Regions from separate parts of the Homo sapiens genome. Here region 1 is linked to region 2. Evidence: read pairs that join two places in POLR2A ChIA-PET (ENCODE). Cell type or tissue: Panc1. All regions are shown on one strand. Links, peaks and the distances in the headings refer to the core of each region. The heading gives the core; the rest is flanking DNA.

Region 1 (8,327 bases), core at 220-8,219, 240 kb before region 2:
ACGAAGGGTTGGCCGTTCGGTGCACAATGCTGGCACAGCTGGATAAACACTAACTTGAACTACAGGACAGTCAAAGACAACCACAAAACGCAAAACATAAAAGTTTGTGTGGCCGGGCGCGGTGGCTCACATCTATCATCCCAGCACTGCGGGAGGCCGAGGCGGGTGGATCACCTGAGGTCAGGAGTTCGAGACCAGCCTAGCCAACATGGTGAAACCCTGTCTCTACTAAAAATACAAAAAATTAGCCAGGCATTGTGGCGGGCGCCTGTAATCCCAGCTACTCGGGAGGCTGAGGTGGGAGAATCACTTGAACCCAGGAGGCAGAGGTTACAGTGAGCCAAGATTGCACCACTACACTCCAGGCTGGGCAACAGAGGAAGACTCTGTCTCAAAAAAAAAAAAAAAAGATCGGGCGCAGTGGCTCATGCCTGTAATCCTAGCACTTTGGGAGGCCGAGGCGGGTGGATCACAAGGTCAGGAGATTGAGATCATCCTGGCTAATATGGTGAAACCCCGTCTCTACTAAAAATACAAAAAATTAGCCAGGCGTGGTGGCAGGCGCCTATAGTCCCAGCTACTCGGGAGGCTGAGGCAGGAGAATGGCGTGAACCCAGGAGGCGGAGCTTGCAGTGAATCAAGATCGTGCCACTGCACTCCAGCCTGGGCGACAGAGTGAGACTCCATCTCAAAAAAAAAAAAAAGAAATTAAAAAAATTAAAAAATTAGCCAGGTGTGGTGGTACACACCTGTCATCCCAGCTACTTGGGAGGCTGAAGTGGGAGGAATGCTTGAGCCCAGGAGGTCAAAGTTGCAGTGAACCATGTTCGTGCCACTGCACTGAGCCTGGGCAACAGAGAGAGACCCTGTCTCAAACTAAAAAAAAAAAAAAAAATTAAAAAAGCATGCAAAAACTCAAAGAAAAAATTGTATGCAACACCATTGAATGAAAGAATTACAATTTGAAACTCTGAGCCTCTTTTATTTTAGTGTTTTGTCGGTTTGGCGGGTTTTTTTGTTTGTTTGTTAGTTTTTGTTTTGTTTTTGAGACAGTCTCGCTCTGTCCCCCAGGCTGGAATGCAGTGGTGTGATCTTGGCTCACTGCAAGCTCCGCCTCCCGGGTTCAAGTGATACTCCTGCTTCAGCTTCCCGAGTACGTGGGATTATAGGCACCCACCACCACACCCGACTAATTTTTGTATTTTTAGTAGAGACAAGGTTTCTCCATGTTGGCCAGAATGGTCTCAAACTACTGACTTCAGGTTATCTGCCCGCCTCAGCCTCCCAAAGTGCTGGGATTACAGGCGTGAGCCACCATGCCCAGCCTCTGTTTGGTTTTTGGTTAACAATTTTTTTTTTCTTTTTTTTGAAACGGAGTCTCACTCTGCTGCCCAGGCTGGAGTGCAGTGGCGCGATCTCGGCTCACTGCAATCTCCGCCTCCCAGGTTCACGCCATTCTCCTGCCTCAGCCTCCCGAGTAGCTGGGACTACAGGCGCCTGCCACCACGCCCGGCTAATTTTTTGTATTTTTAGTAGAGATGGGGTTTCACCATATTAGCCAGGATGGTCTCCATCTCCTGACCTTGTGATCTGCCCGCCTCGGCCTCCCAAAGTGCTGGGATTACAGACGTGAGCCACTGTGCCCTGCCTATTTATTTTTTCTAGAGACAAGGGCTTGCTATGTTGCCCAGGCTGGTCTTGAACTCCTGGGCTGAAGCGATCCTCCTGCCTGTGCCTCCCAAAGTGCTGGGATTATAGGCATGAGCCACCTCGCCCAGCCAGGAATTGTGTTTTTTTACCTATTCTATTGCCCAATACTAATAGTCATTGTGGGTTTTACTTATGGGTTAGGATGTGGAGAAAGGATGCCCTCATCCAGCACCTGCCCAGCCTCTCTGGGGAGAGGCCAGTGGCACCTCTAAAGCTGCACACACCATCCCCTCCCAATTCTACTACAGGTAATCTGCACACGTGCAAAATGTGGCATCGGTACCAGGCTGCTCAATGCAGAACTATTTGTAATAATAAAGACTGGACCCAGCCTACATGTCCATCAACAGGTTAAAGAAGTGGGCAGATCCAACAGGTTACAGTGGGCACAGGGCCAGACACGGTGGCTCATGCCTGTAATCCCAGCACTTTGGGAGGCCAAGGCAGGTGGATCACAAGGTCAGGAGTTCGAGACCAGCCTGACCAACACGGTGATACCCCGTCTCTACTAAAAATACAAAAATTAGCCCGGCGTGGTGGTGGGCGCCTGTAACCCCGGCTACTCAGGAGGCTGAGTTAAGAGAATCACTTGAACCCGGAAGGTAGAGATTGCAGTGAGCCGAGATCGTGCCATTGCATTCCAGCCTGGGCAACAGAGCGAGACTCTGTCTCAAAAATAAATAAATAAATAAAATAAGTGTGCAGAAACACGCAAGGGACTATGAGGCCACTCATCTCTCTGCGAGAGGCAGAGTAAAACCTGAAACACACAATACAACCAAACAAGAAAAACCAGGCTGCTGGGCCACAGAACAAGTCTCAGTAAATCTCAAGTGACTGCAACAGTACAGAATATGTTTTTTGATCATAACAGAATTAAGGTAGAAACCCATAATAAAAATAAAACCAGAAAATCCCCAAATGTTTAGAAACAAAGCAACATATTTCTAAATAACCCATGCATCAAAGATGAAGTCACAAGAAAACTAGAAAGCATTCTGAACATACATATCACAATTTGTGGAATACAACTAAACCAGTGCTGCAAGGAGAATGTAGAGCTTTCCATGAATATCTTAGAAAAGAAGAAAGACTTAAGATCAATAATCTGGCCAGGCACGGTGGCTCACGCCTGTAATCCCAGCACTTTGGGAGGCCAAGGAGGGTGGATCACTTGAGATCAGGAGTTTGAGACCAGCTGGGCCAACATGGCAAAACTCTTGTCTGTACTGAAAATACAAAAATTATCCCAGCACTTTGGGAGGCTGAGGCAGGCAGATCACAAAGTCAGGAGATCAAGACCATCCTGGCTAACACGGTGAAACCCTATCTCTACTAAAAACACAAAAAATTAGCCGGGCGGGGTGGCGGGCGCCTGTAGTCCCAGCTACTCAGGAGGCTGAAGCAGGAGAATGGCATGAACCTGGGAGGCGGAGCTTGCTGTGAGCTGAGATGGTGCCACTGCACTCCAGCCTGGGTGACAGAGCGAGACTCTGTCTCAAAAAAAAAAAAAACCCCACACAAAAATTAGCCAGGCATGGTGGTGCATGCCTGTAACCTCAGCTACTTGGGAGGCTGAGGCAGGAGAATCGCTTGAACCCAGGAGGCGGAGGTTGCAGTGAGCTGAGATTGCACCAGTGCACTCCAGCCTGGGTGACAGAGTGAGACTCCATCTCAGAAAAAAAAAAAAAAAAAAAAGATAAATAATCTAAGGTTTCACCTTAAGCAGGTAGGAAAAGTGAATCAATGCCGGGCGCGGTGGCTCATGCCTGTAATCCCAGCACTTTAGGAGGCCGAGGCAGGCGGATCGTGAGGTCATGAGATCGAGACCATCCTGGCTAACGCGGTGAAACCCCGTCTCTACTAAAAATACAAAAAATTAGCTGGGCGTGGTGGTGGGCACCTGTAGTCCCAGCTACTTGGGAGGCTGAGGCAGGAGAATGGCGTGAACCCAGGAGGCGGAGCTTGCAGTGAATCAAGATCGTGCCACTGCACTCCAGCCTGGGCGACAGAGCAAGACTCCATTTCAAAAAAAAAAAAAAAAAAAACAAAAGAAAAAGATAAAGTGAATCAAATAAAACCCACAGTAAGTGGAAGGTAGAAAATTAAGAGGAGGTCAACGCACTTTACACAGACTACTGACAGACACAAATCAACAGAGCCCAAAGTTAGTTATGAGAAGGTTAATAAACTTGGTAAATCCCTAGCAAGCCTGATCAAGAAAAATACTAGAGAAAACACAAATTCTCAAAAACCAGAACAAAAGAGGGGGCATCACTACAGATCTTACAGGCAGGAGAGGGGATTAATAACCGAAACCTTCCCACAAAGAAAATCCTGTGCTCCGAGGGCAGCACTGGCAAATCCTAACAAATATCTAAGGAAGAAACAATAACAAGCTTTCACAAACTCTTTTTTTTTTTTTGAGACAGAGTCTCACTCTGTCTCCCAGGCTGGAGTGCAGTGGCGCAATCTCAGCTTACTGCAAGCTCCGCCTCCGGGGTTCACGCCATTCTCCTGCCTCAGCCTCCCGAGTAGCTGGGACTACAGGCACCCGCCATCCCACCTGGCTAATTTTTTGTATTTTTAGTAGAGACGGGGTTTCACCATGTTAGCCAGAATGGTCTTGATCTCCTGACCTTGTGATCTGCCCACCTCAGCCTCCCAAAGTGCTGGGATTACAGGCATGAGCCACCGCGCCCGGCCCACAAACTCTTTCTGAAAACAGAAGAGGAGGGAATACTTCCCCACCCATTTTATAAAACCAACATAACCCTGCCACACAACCTGCCATAGGCATTATACGAAAATTACAGACCAGTACCTCTAATGGACATCAACACAAAATACCCCTAACAACAATATTACCACATCAGTCCCTCAACACAGGAAAAAGGATCACACACTTGGAATAAATGAGGATTAGGCTGGTTCAACATTCAAAACAGTCAATCAGTGTGGTCCAGTACATTGAGACTGTCTCAAAAAAAAATAAAATAAAATAAAATAAATATAAAATAAAATTTAAAAATTAAATAAAAAAATAAATAAAATAAAATAAAATAAAATAAAATGGATCCTGGCCCTAAACGCAAAAGCCTACACTGGGAAGCATCCAAAAGAAAACACAGGAACTGGCCCAGCGCGGCGGCTCACGCCTGTAATCCCAGCACTTTGGGAGGCTAAGGCTGGTGGATCACCTGGGATCAGGAGTTCGAGACCAGCCTTGCCAACATGGTGAAACCCCATCTCTGATGAAAATACAAAAAATGAGCCGGGCATGGTGATGGATTCCTGTAATCCCAGATACTCAGGAGGCTGAGGCAGGAGAATTGCTTGAACCCAAGAGGTGGAGGTTGCAGTGAACCAAGATCACGCCACTGCACCCCAGCCTGGGTGACACAGCAAAGCTCCACCTCAAAAAAAAAAAGAAAAAAGAAAAGAAAAAGAAAACACAGGAACTTCCACAGTGAATTCCTAATTTACAAAAAATAAAAGAAAACACGGAAGAAATCTCCAGAAATTTGGTCAAAGGATGACTTCTTAGGATGCCAAAAACCCTAAACCATAAAAGAAAAACACATACGAATGGACATCATAAAAATTAATTTCCACTTATCAAACCACAATGATGGAGGCCGGACGCAGTGACTCAGTCCGTCATCCCAGCACTTTGGGAGGCAGGTGGATCACCTGAGGTCAGGCACTGGGGACCAGCCTGGCCAACATAGTGAAAACAGGTGGATCACTTGAGGTCAGGCGTTGGGGACCAGCCTGGCCAACATGGTGAAACCCCATCTGTACTAAAAATACAAAAATTAGGCCAGGCACGGTGGCTCACGCCTGTAATCCCACCACTTTGGGAGGCTGAGGTGGGTGGATCAATTGAGGTCAGGAGTTCAAGACCAGCCTGGCCAACATGGTGAAACCCCATCTCTGCTAAAGATATAAAAAATTAGCTGGGTGTGGTGGTGCGTGCCTGTAATCCCAGGTACTGGGGAGGCTGAGGCAGGAGAATCACTTGAACCCTTGAGGCGGAGGTTGCAGTGAACCAAGATCACGCCACCGCACTCCAGCCTAGGTGACAGGGTGAGACTCTGTCTCAGAGAAAAAAAAATTTAGCCAGGCGTGGTGGCGGGCGCCTGTAGTCCCAGCTACTCAGGAGGCTGAGGCAGGAGAATGGTTTGAACCTGGGAGGCAGAGGTTGCAGTGAGCTGAGATCGCGCCATTGCACTCCAGCCTGGGTGACAGAGCGAGACTCCGTCTCAAACACACAAACAAACAGAAACTGTGGTGATGAAGGCAGGCAGGTGTTGCCAGAGGTTGGGGGTAGCCACCAAGGTCGGGGATTCACAGGTTTGGAGTGATGGGGCTGATGGGTCGACTATGGTGGCAACAGAACCACACCCCCACGTACACATGGCTTTTACTGTGTGATAACTTAGAAAAAAGCAAACCATGGACCCGGGCTCAGGTGCCCCCCACCCACTGTCAGGGCCAATCTGATCCGGCCCCCACCTGGCTGGAGAGACTTCCCACCAGACTCTCACCCTCTCTCTGGTCCCCAGTGTCCTCATCGGGGAGAGGCAGGAAAGCCCCACCCACCCTCCACTCCTCACTCTGTTGGCCTCTGGGCAGACGAGGCTCCTGCTGGCTGGGGGCCAGGCCAGGCCAGCTGGGGCCAAAGTCCAGGAGCCAGGCTGAGAGGCCCCAGGCTCCTCCCGAAGAGGGCAGAGTCCCTGAGAAAGGTGGTGGAGCTGCCCAGGAAGAGGGGACTAAAGTGAACTCGGCCACTGCTCTGTGCCTTCCCCTGGACACTGAGCTGGCCGAAGTCACCAGCCTGGCTGTATGCAGGGTCTAGCTGCCCAGGCTGCTGGGAGGGCCCTGGTCACCCAAAACAGCCCGATTCAAGAGCTCAGGGACTCCTGATGGCTCTTTGGACCCATTGTACAGACGAGGAAACTGAGGCTCAAAGAGTAGTGACCTGTCTCACCTCTGCAGGTGTGGAGGACAGCAAGGGGGAACCAGGGGGCATTTTGGGCCCCCAGCCAGGGCTGTTTGTGGCAGAAAGGACTGGTCCTGCAGGAGGACCCAGCTCCAGGCTCCCTCACCCTCCCTCCTTTTCCTAGTCCTGTAGGCTTGGACCACAACCGGAAGCCCAGCTCGCACCCAGGCTTGGACGACAACCGGGAGCCCAGCTCGCACCCAGGCTTGGACGACAACCGGGAGCCCAGCTCGCACCCAGGCTTGGACGACAACCGGGAGCCCAGCTCGCACCCAGGCTTGGACCACAACCGGGAGCCCAGCTCGCACCCAGGCTTGGACCACAACCGGGAGCCCAGCTCGTACCCAGGCGCAGGGGCCTTTTTTTTTTTCCTTTTGAGATGGAGTCTCGCCCTGTCCCCCAGGCTGGAGTGCAGTGGCGCAATCCCGGCTCACTGCAACCTCCATTTCCCGGGTTCTAGTGATTCTCCTGTCTCAGCTTCCCAAGTAGCTGGGACTACAGGCTCCCACCACCACGTCCAGCTAAGTTTTGTAGTTTTAGTAGAGATGGGGTTTCACCATGTTGGTCAGGCTGGTCTCGAACTCCTGACGTCAGGTGATCCACCCGCCTCGGCCTCCCAAAGTGCTGGGATTACAGGTATGAACAACCGCGCCTGGTCCCTTTTTTTTTTCTCTTTTTTGAGATGGAGTCTCGCTCTGTTGCCCATGCTGGAGTGCAGTGGTGTGATCTCGGCTCACTGCAACCTCCGCCTCCTGGGTTCCAGTGATTCTCCTGCCTCAGCCTCCCGAGTAGCTGGGATTATAGGTATGCACCACGACGCCTGGCTAATTTTGTATTTTCAGTAGACATGAGGTTTTGCCATGTTGGTCAGGCTGGTCTCAAACTCCTAACCTCAGATGATCCACTCACCTCAGCCTCCCAAAGTGCTGGGATTACAGGCGTGAGCCACCGCGCCTGGCCTAAGACTCTGTTGCCCAGGCTGCTGGAGGGCCGTGGTGGGATCCTCCTGCCTGAGCCTCCCAAGTAGCTGGACTACGAGCTCACACTACCAGGCCTGGCTAGGAGGGGGGAGGATTGCTTGAGCCTAGGAGTTTGAGACCAGCCTGGGCAACATAGGGAGACTTCCATCTCCACAAAAAAATAAAATAATTAGATGGGCATGGTGGGGCCAGCCTGTAGGCCCAGCTACTGGGGAGGCTGAGGTGAGGGGATCACTTGAGTCCAGGAGGCGGAGGCTGTAGTGAGCCAAGATCGCACCACTGCACTCCAGCCTGGGCACCTGGGTGACAGAGCTAGACCCTGTCTCAAAATGAAAGAAAGAAAAGAAAAGAGAGAGACAGAGAGAGAGAGAAAGAAAGGAAGAAAAAAAGACACACACACACACACACACACGCACGCACGCACACACGCACACACGCACACAAAACCCCCCAAAAAAACATTTCCTGAGTTCTCCGTGTCAATGAAACTGACCTAGGAGAACAGAAAAGCCCTCAGGGCTGGCGGCTGGTCCGGCGCGTGCAGGCAGCCCCGTCTGAGCCCTGAGAAGCAGCCCGGGCCTCCCTGAATCCCCCATCAAGGGCGTCTTTGTTCTGCCTGCTCCCTCCCGATA
Region 2 (8,327 bases), core at 277-8,276:
CGTGAATATGTCCGTATCACAAACGCGTGAACATGTCCATATACACAAAGACATGATTATGTCCGTATCATAAACGCGTGAATATGTCCGTACACGAACGTGTGAATATGTCCGCACACACAAACACGTGAATATGTCCGTATACACAAACAAGTGAATATGTCCGTATCACAAACACGTGAAAATTTAACAGTGGTTATTATTTGTGGGTAGCTTTATTTTTAAGTATCTTTGTATTTTCGAAATTTTCTATAATACATACTCCTGTTGAAACAGAAAATGTTTCTAATTACTTCGTGTGGCCACTCAGGGGAAACAACCGACCCTACAGAAGCCTGAGCCCGCCTTCCTGGGGTGGGACTTGGGGGACAGAGTACACTGAGATTGGCGGGATGCTCTGGCCCACGAGGGTTTGTTAGAACTCAGGGCCATAAGGTGGGGTGGTGGCTGAGGCAGAGTGCGCTGGGCAACCACTTCAAGGGCAGGGGGTGGGCGGCACCTCACAGCTCCATCTGGAGCCCTCACCCACCCGCCCATGGCCTCACAGCCCCATCTGGAGCCCTCACCCACCCGCCCATGGCCTCACAGCCCCATCTGGCGCCCTCACCCACCCCCGCCCCCTCTGGTCTCAGAGTCCCACCTAGAGCCCACAGTCCCTGGCCTCACAGCCCCATCTGGTGCCCTCACCCACCTGCCCCCGGCCTCATAGCCCCATCTGGAGCCCTCGGCCACTCTGGTCTGTGGAAAGAGGAGGCAGAAGCAGGAAGAGAAGGGCTGGAGAGCCCTGGACAGGGAAGAGTGAAAGGGCCAGAGAAGGCCTGGAGAGACCCTCGGTGGTTGGAGGAGGAGCACACGGCCAGCTCAGAACCCCACGCCCTTGTCCATGTGGGAAGTGGCCTCGGAGGCCTCGGGGAGGGGCCAGGCGGAGGGGAGGACAGGACACTCACACCCAGCAGCACAGACACAGAGTGGCCGCTCAGAACAGAAATGCCACAGGGGCACACGGAAAAGGAAATGGCAAGTTACCTGGATGAGGTCTGGAAAATGGCCCGTCTTTAGCTTGTGTGACTCCAAAACATAAGAAAACCAAAATACTGGCCACAATACCTCTGCAAATAAAGAACAAACAGCCCCTCAGTGTGTGCAGGCTTCTCCCAGGAGGGAGGTGGGAGGCTGCAGGGACCCCCAGACACCCATTGTGGAACAGCCCCTGATGCTGGGGCGGGAGGAAGGGGCCTCGGGCAGAGCTGGGCGACTCCGCCGCGGGGAAAGCCCAGCTACCTCCACCACCCTGGGCCGGACATTCGCCCTCACATTTGCCGCCTCCGCGGCAGGGAAGGCCCAGCTACCTCCACCACCCTGGGCTGGACATTCGCGCTCACATTTGCCTCCTCCGCGGCAGGGAAGGCCCAGCTACCTCCACCACCCTGCACCCAACATTCGCCCTCACATTTGCAGCCCGCCCAGTGGCCAGGAGAAGGTCCCTGTGCTTGGGCTGCTGGTGGTTCCCAGTGTCACATCAGGAAGACACTGGCTCTACACAGAGGCCACCGAATGCCCCGCATGTGACCATCAGTGATCACAAAGCCCACGTAGGAGGGAAGGCGTCAGGAGCTACTGCCTCCCTGCTCCAACGCGGCAGGACCCCCAGGAAGTGTCTCTAGAGAGCTCCTGTGTCTTTTTGGTGTCAACTCATCCAAAACCAACGGGACTCCTGTGATTCATAAGATGGAAGCGTGAGAGCTGTAACTGCAACCAAAGATGCAGGTTCACGGGAAGGAGGATGCGAGGGACCGCTCTGGGCAGGGGCAAGGTGCTCCCTCCTCGGCAAAGCTCCTTGGGGCCGGCCTCAGCCAGAGTCCCAGTGGGTTTCGGTGAGCAGCAGCTTAGGCCGGCGGATGTGCAGACAGCCCTGGTCACAGGCACACTGCTCACATCCGCTCGCTGCACCCAAGGTGTGGACCCGCTCTGCGGACGCGCTCTGTGCTCTGCAGACGCTCGGATGCACCCATCCTCTCCAGTCGTGCTCAGCTCAGGGTCTGAGATCCACTGGCCGCTGCACCACCCAGTCCCTCCCACGGCTCGGCAGTGCCGTGCCGACAGTCACACCTTGGCGTGTTCGCACGCTGGGCGGCCTCTGGGTTTTGGCTGCCGTGAGGGAAGCTGCACACACACACGCACGTTCGTGTGGCCGCAAGAATAGACGGGGCCACAGAGACACGCTATCTATTTTTTAAGACAGCGCTGTTAAAAAATACCCAGTAACAACTTCAGTCTCAGAAATTCCCCTCTCTGCCTGCAGGAGTGCCTGGCCTCAAAGTCCTGAGTAGACAGAGGCAGGTGAGGCCAAGCACCGCCCGAGGCTTGCAGGATGGAGGAGGGCACAAGGTCGCTGGCCCCTGGTGCAGCCGGGACAAGGGTCTACTGCTTCTGGGCAGGTGCTGCTCTCCACCCAGAGCCCTGAGGGTCTCACCCTCGGCAGGACATTCATGGCCCACCCAGGCGAAACCTGAGTTTCTGACCCGGTCTCCACCCAGGCCCCAGCTCCCACACTACCGCTGTCAGCCTCCAGGGACAGAGGCAGAGATGCCCTCGCTGCTGGGTTCAGCAAGGTGGGGCCCGCGTCCCTGTCACCGGTACCCCTCCCGAGGTCTCTCAGTGCTGAGGGGTGGGAGGTGTAAAAAGTACCTTTCAGGGCCCCCTGGAGCCAGACATAGGCCCCACCTCAGCTGTGCCTCCAAGGGGCGTGGGGAGGGTCATAACATTCAGTGGAAAGACAGTAAAACGTCCCCCTACCCTCCCCAGAAAAGATAAAAATGAAAAGAGGAACATGGGCACTGGCCAAGGGAAGCTGCTCCCGGTGCAGGCGCACGTCACCCCAGGCCGCCATCCGCGTCACCCCAGGCTACCATCTGTGTCACCCCAGGCCGCCATCCGCGTTACCCCAGGCCACCATCCGCCCGACAGGCGCGCATCACCCCAGGCCGCCATCCGCGTCACCCCAGGCCGCCATCCGCGTCACCCCAGGCCGCCATCTGCATCACCCCAGGCCGCCATCCACGTCACCCCAGGCCACCATCTGCCCGACAGGTGCGCGTCACCCCAGGCCGCCATCCACCAGACAGGTGCGCGTCACCCCAGGCCACCATCCGCGTCACCCCAGGCCACCATCCGCGTCACCCCAGGCCGCCATCCACGTCACCCCAGGCCACCATCTGCGTCACCCCAGGCCGCCATCCGCGTCACCCCAGGCCACCATCTGCGTCACCCCAGGCCGCCATCCACGTCACCCCAGGCCACCATCCGCCCGACAGGCGCGCGTCACCCCAGGCCGCCATCCACCAGACAGGTGCGTGTCACCCCAGGCCGCCCTCCGCCTGACAGGCGCGTGTCATCCCAGGCCACCATCCGTGTCACCCCAGGCCGCCCTCCGCCCGACAGGCGTGCGTCACCCCAGGCCGGTGCTCCCTGAATCAGCTTGTGGCAGCCCCCACACGGCATGCTGCCCAGAGGCCAGCTCAGACCGGGTCACACAGGACTCTAACCTGGCCACACATCACATAATGTTTATGACAACTTTATAAGGCTAATTTGTTCATAAGAATTACTTGCCGGGCACAGTGGTTCACACCTGTAATCTTAGCACTTTGGGAGGCTGAGGTAGGTGGATCATTAAAGGTCAGGAGTTCGAGACCAGCCTGGCCGACATGAAACTCCTGTCTCTACTAAAAATATAAGAAATTAGCCAGGTGTGGTGGCAGACGCCTGTAATCCCAGCTACTCGGGAGGCTGAAGTAGGAGAATCACTTGAATCTGGGAGGTAGAGGTTGCAGTGAGCTGAGATCGCGCCACTGCACTCCAGCCTGGGTGACAGCAAGACTCAGTCTCAAAAAAAAAAAAAAAAAAGAATTACTTAAGTACTTGAGAAGGTGTGTCCCGTTGGGTAAGAATGAGGGAAGTGCTTTAAAAGGAAAACAAATATATTGCATTTTAAAAATAAATTTTTAATTTTAGAATGGTTTTAGATTTACAGAATTATTGTAAAAATAGTAAAAGCTCCCATATCTCACAGGCCCAGTTTTCCCATTAACATCTCACCATTAATAAGCCGGTGCTGGCTGGGTGCGGTGGCTCACGCCTGTAATCCCAGCACTTTGGGAGGCTGAGGCAGGCGGATCACAAGGTCAGGAGTTCGAGACCAGCCTGACCAACATGGTGAAACCCCATCTCTACTAAAAATACACAAATTAGCCAGATGTGGTGGCAGGCACCTGTAATCCCAGCTACTCGGGAGGCTGAGGCAGGAGAATCACTTGAACCCGAGAGGCGGAGGTTGCAGTGAGCCGAGATCACGCCACTACACTCCAGCCTGGGTGACACAGTGATACTCTGTCTCAAAAAATAAAATAAAATAAACATAAAAAATAAAAAATAAATAAGCCAGTGCTGCCACACAGCTGCTGAGGCCTACACTTCCTTCGCTCTCCCCTGATGTCCTTCCCCCTGCCCCGCCCCCAACAATCTCTTCCTGGAAGCCACATGGCATCTACTCGTTCTGTCTCTTCAGGCTCCCCGAGGCTGGGACGGTTTCTCAGACTCTCCTTGTCTCTGATGACCTGGATGGTTTGGAGGAGGCCTGGTCAGGAATTCTGTGGAATGTTCCTTAGTGAGATGGTCGACTATGCCTCTGCATGGCCGGGCTGGGGTCGTCGGGGTTGGGAGGATGGGGCAGCAGCCTCCCCGTCGGCCACGCCATGAACATGACCAGTGCATGCTGACCTGACCACTGGGCTTGGGGGTGTCTGCGGGCACCTCGGCTGCAGCGTCCTCCTCCCACTGCCCTCTCCGTGCTGCACGCCCAGGAAGGAGGTCAGGTCACCACGCGCAGCGCACAGCGGTGCCGGGAGCTCACGCCAGCTCCTGGAATGGGGGGATCTACCTCATTTACTGAAAACCTTCTGCAGGGAAGGTTGGTCTTGTTCCCTCTGTTTATTTACTCAATCACTTATATCACTATGGGCTCGTGGATGTTTATTTTCTACTCTGGGTTATATTCTAATACTACTTTATTATTTTGTTGCTCTTTGGCCACTGGGAGGCTCTTTCACTGGGACGCAATCCCGTGACTGTGGGGTTTTGTTTACAGAGCTCCTCACTTTCTGGAACTGCCAGGATCAGCTGATCCTGGGCATTTCCTGCCCCGGTGCTGGAATCAGCCATTTCTCCTCAGAGCCCTGGCCCCGTGGACTGGAGGGCACTAGGAACCAGGATCTGGGCCTGGGTGTGCTCACTGCTGCAAGCATAGCTGGTTCTAGGCCCCCTCAGCTTGTACAGCAACAAGATCTGTGTGTATCCATTAACCACTGCGCACACACTGTTTAACCATCTTTGTCTCTTCTGGGCTAAACGTGCAATGGTAATCCACCATCACAGCGGCCACTCCAACCTCGTCCCTCTGATTACCCGGAGACTCCCCTCCTCCTCCCTCCGATTACCCAGAGACTCCCCTCCTCCTCCCTCCGATTACCCAGAGACTGCCCTCCTCCTCCCTCCGATTACCCAGAGACTGCCCTCCTCCTCCGAGTACCCAGAGACTCCCCCGGAGACTCCCCTCCTCCTCCCTCCGATTACCCAGAGACTCCCCTCCTCCTCCCTCCGATTACCCAGAGACTGCCCTCCTCCTCCCTCCGATTACCCAGAGACTCCCCTCCTCCTCCCTCCGATTACCCAGAGACTGCCCTCCTCCTCCTTCCGATTACCCAGAGACTCCTCTCCTCCTCCTTCCGATTACCCAGAGACTCCCCTCCTCCTCCCTCTGATTACCCAGAGACTGCCCTCCTCCTCCTTCCAATTACCCAGAGACTCCCCTCCTCCTCCTTCCGATTACCCAGAGACTCCCCTCCTCCTCCCTCCGATTACCCAGAGACTCCCCTCCTCCTCCCTCTGATTACCCAGAGACTGCCCTCCTCCTCCTTCCGATTACCCAGAGACTCCCCTCCTCCTCCTTCCGATTACCCAGAGACTCCCCTCCTCCTCCCTCCGATTACCCAGAGACTCCCCTCTTTCTCCGATTACCCAGAGACTCCCCTCCTCCCTCCGATTACCCAGAGACTCCCCTCCTTCTCCAATTATTCAGAGACTCCCCTCCATCTCAGAGACTCCCCTCCTCCGATTACCCAGACTCCCCTCCTCCGATTACCCAGAGACTCCCCTCCTCCAATTACCCAGAGACTCCCCTCCTCCTCCCTCTGATTACCCAGAGACTCCCCTCCTTCTCTGATTATCCAGAGACTCCCCTCCCACAGCCATCATACACACCACAGTGACAGAGCTGCCAGTCAGCACCTCTGTGCAGCAAAACTTTATCGACTAGAGCAGCGTCTGTGCCATTCCTTTTGCCTCTGGCCTTATAGACACTGCTCATTTCCAAAGTTACTCAGCACCTTCCTCTGAACACCCTTCAGGAAGGTCACGGAATGCATCTGCAGTAGTTAAGATTCTTGTCAGTCGGCCTTCCCCGCCGGGACCCCCATCTCCTCAATGAATGTTTAAAATCTGCACACGGTCTGCTCGTGTTGTCCAGTTCTACAGGTTCGGACAAACGCAGTGTCATGTACCAACCAGGATGGTGCCACACAGAGTGGCCTCACTGCCATACGAATGCTGCATTCTACTATCCACTCTCCCCTTTCCCCGGGAAACAACTGATGTTTTCACTACCACATCATATTGCCTCTTCCAGAAGGTCATCGAGCTGAAATCACAGTGCGCGGCCTTCTCAACTGGCTCCTCTCACTTAGGAATGTGTATTTATAGAAACATGTATTTAAGGTTCCTCCCGGTCGCAGTGGCTTAATGCTCATTACTATCTTTTAGAGATGGGGTCTCACCCTGTTGCCCAGGCTGCAGTGCAGTGGCTCAATCACAGCTCGCTGCAACCTCTGCCTTCCGGGCTTGAGATCCCACTCAGCCTCTTGACAGGTGGGACCATGTGTGTGTGCTGTGACACTCGGCTAAGTTTTTTAGTTTGGTAGAGATGGGGTCTCAGTATGTTGCCCAGGCTGGTCTTGAACTCCTGGGCTCAAGCGATCCTCCTGCCTCAGCCTCCCAAACTGCTGGGATTATAAGCGTGAGCCACCATGCCTGGCCTGCATGCAGGTTTTTATGTGGACATAAGTTTTCAATTCAGTTGGATAAATATTCAGGAGCAAAACTGCTAGATTGCATGGTAAGAATCTATCTATCTATCTATATCTATATCTATATTTTTTGAGACAGAGTCTCGCACTGTTGCCCGGGCTGGAGTGCAATGTTGCGATCTCGGCTCACTGCAACCTCCGCCTCCTGGCCTCCCGAGTAGCTGGGATTATAGGTGCCTGCCACCATGCCAGGCTAATTTTTTGCATTTTTAGTAGAGACGGGGTTTCACTATGTTGGCTAGGCTTGTCTTGATCTCCTGACCTCGTGATCCACCTGCCTCAGCCTCCCAAAGTGCTGGGATGACAGGCGTGAACCACCACGTCCAGCCCAAGAATATATTTATATTTAGTTCTGTGAGAGTCTGTGAAACTGTCTTCTAAAGCGGCTTTAGCCTTTTGTATTCCCACCAGCAATGGGTGAGAGTTCCTGGAAGCGTTGGTACTGTCGGTTTTTAAGGTTTTAGCTGCTCCGTCGGGTATGCAGTGGCGTCTCCCTGTTTCCAGTTCCTGAAGGACAAATGATGCTGGGTATCCTCCCACCGCAATCTCCCGTCTGAATAACTTCCCTGGTGAACATCTGCTTAGACCTTTCACCCAGGTTTTGCTTTGTTTTGAGACAAAGTTTTGCCTTTGTCACCCAGGCTGGAGTGCAGTGGCCCCATCTCGGCTCACTGCAACCTCTGCCTCCTGGGTTCAAGTGATTCTCCTGCCTTAGCCTTCCGAGTGGGTGTCACCCAGGTTTGTGTTTGAAAGAGAGGGTCTTGCTCTGTTGCCTAGGCTGGAGTGCAGTGGTGTGATCTTGGCTCACTGCAGCCTTGACCTCCCGGGCTCAAGGGATCCTCCCACCTCAGACTCCTGAGTAGCTGGAACTGCAGGTGTGCACCACCACGCCTGGCTAATTTTTGTATTTTTTGTAGAGACGGGGTTTTGCCATGTGACACGGTTTCGCTGTGTCCCCACCCAAATCTCATCTTGAATTGTAATCCCCACGTGTGGAGGGAGGGAAGTGACTGGGTTATGGGGGCGGTTCCCCCATGCTGTTCTCATGTAGTGAGGGAGTCTCACGAGAGCTGATGGTTTTAGAAGCGGCAGTTTTGGCCGTGCGCGGTGGCTCACACCTGTAATCTC

What was found. Peaks named below come from ENCODE experiments on the same cell type or tissue, not always from the same donor. Only the 100,000 strongest peaks of a DNase experiment are listed, where the experiment ranks them.
Region 1: POLR2A ChIA-PET joins it to region 2 with 16 read pairs; 3 of 35 experiments call an interaction of 5 or more read pairs at or near these places.

What each region holds. Positions count from the first base shown.
Region 1 is chr11:711,050-719,376 of GRCh38, reverse strand. The region is part of intron 4 of EPS8L2 (EPS8 signaling adaptor L2); the gene reads right to left. Among named protein-coding and RNA genes, the nearest start is that of EPS8L2, 9.0 kb to the right of the region's middle. In Panc1, for the core only: no CTCF peak of the experiment used is centred there; no DNase peak of the experiment used is centred there.
Region 2 is chr11:466,677-475,003 of GRCh38, reverse strand. PTDSS2 (phosphatidylserine synthase 2) reads right to left here. Exons shown (of 12, transcript NM_030783.3): 3 at 1,027-1,109. Among named protein-coding and RNA genes, the nearest start is that of PTDSS2, 21 kb to the right of the region's middle. RefSeq lists enhancers at 2,624-3,146, 3,147-3,670, 7,344-7,843. In Panc1, for the core only: no CTCF peak of the experiment used is centred there; a DNase peak (open chromatin) is centred at 5,142; H3K4me3 peaks cover 1,550 bases; H3K27ac peaks cover 2,555 bases.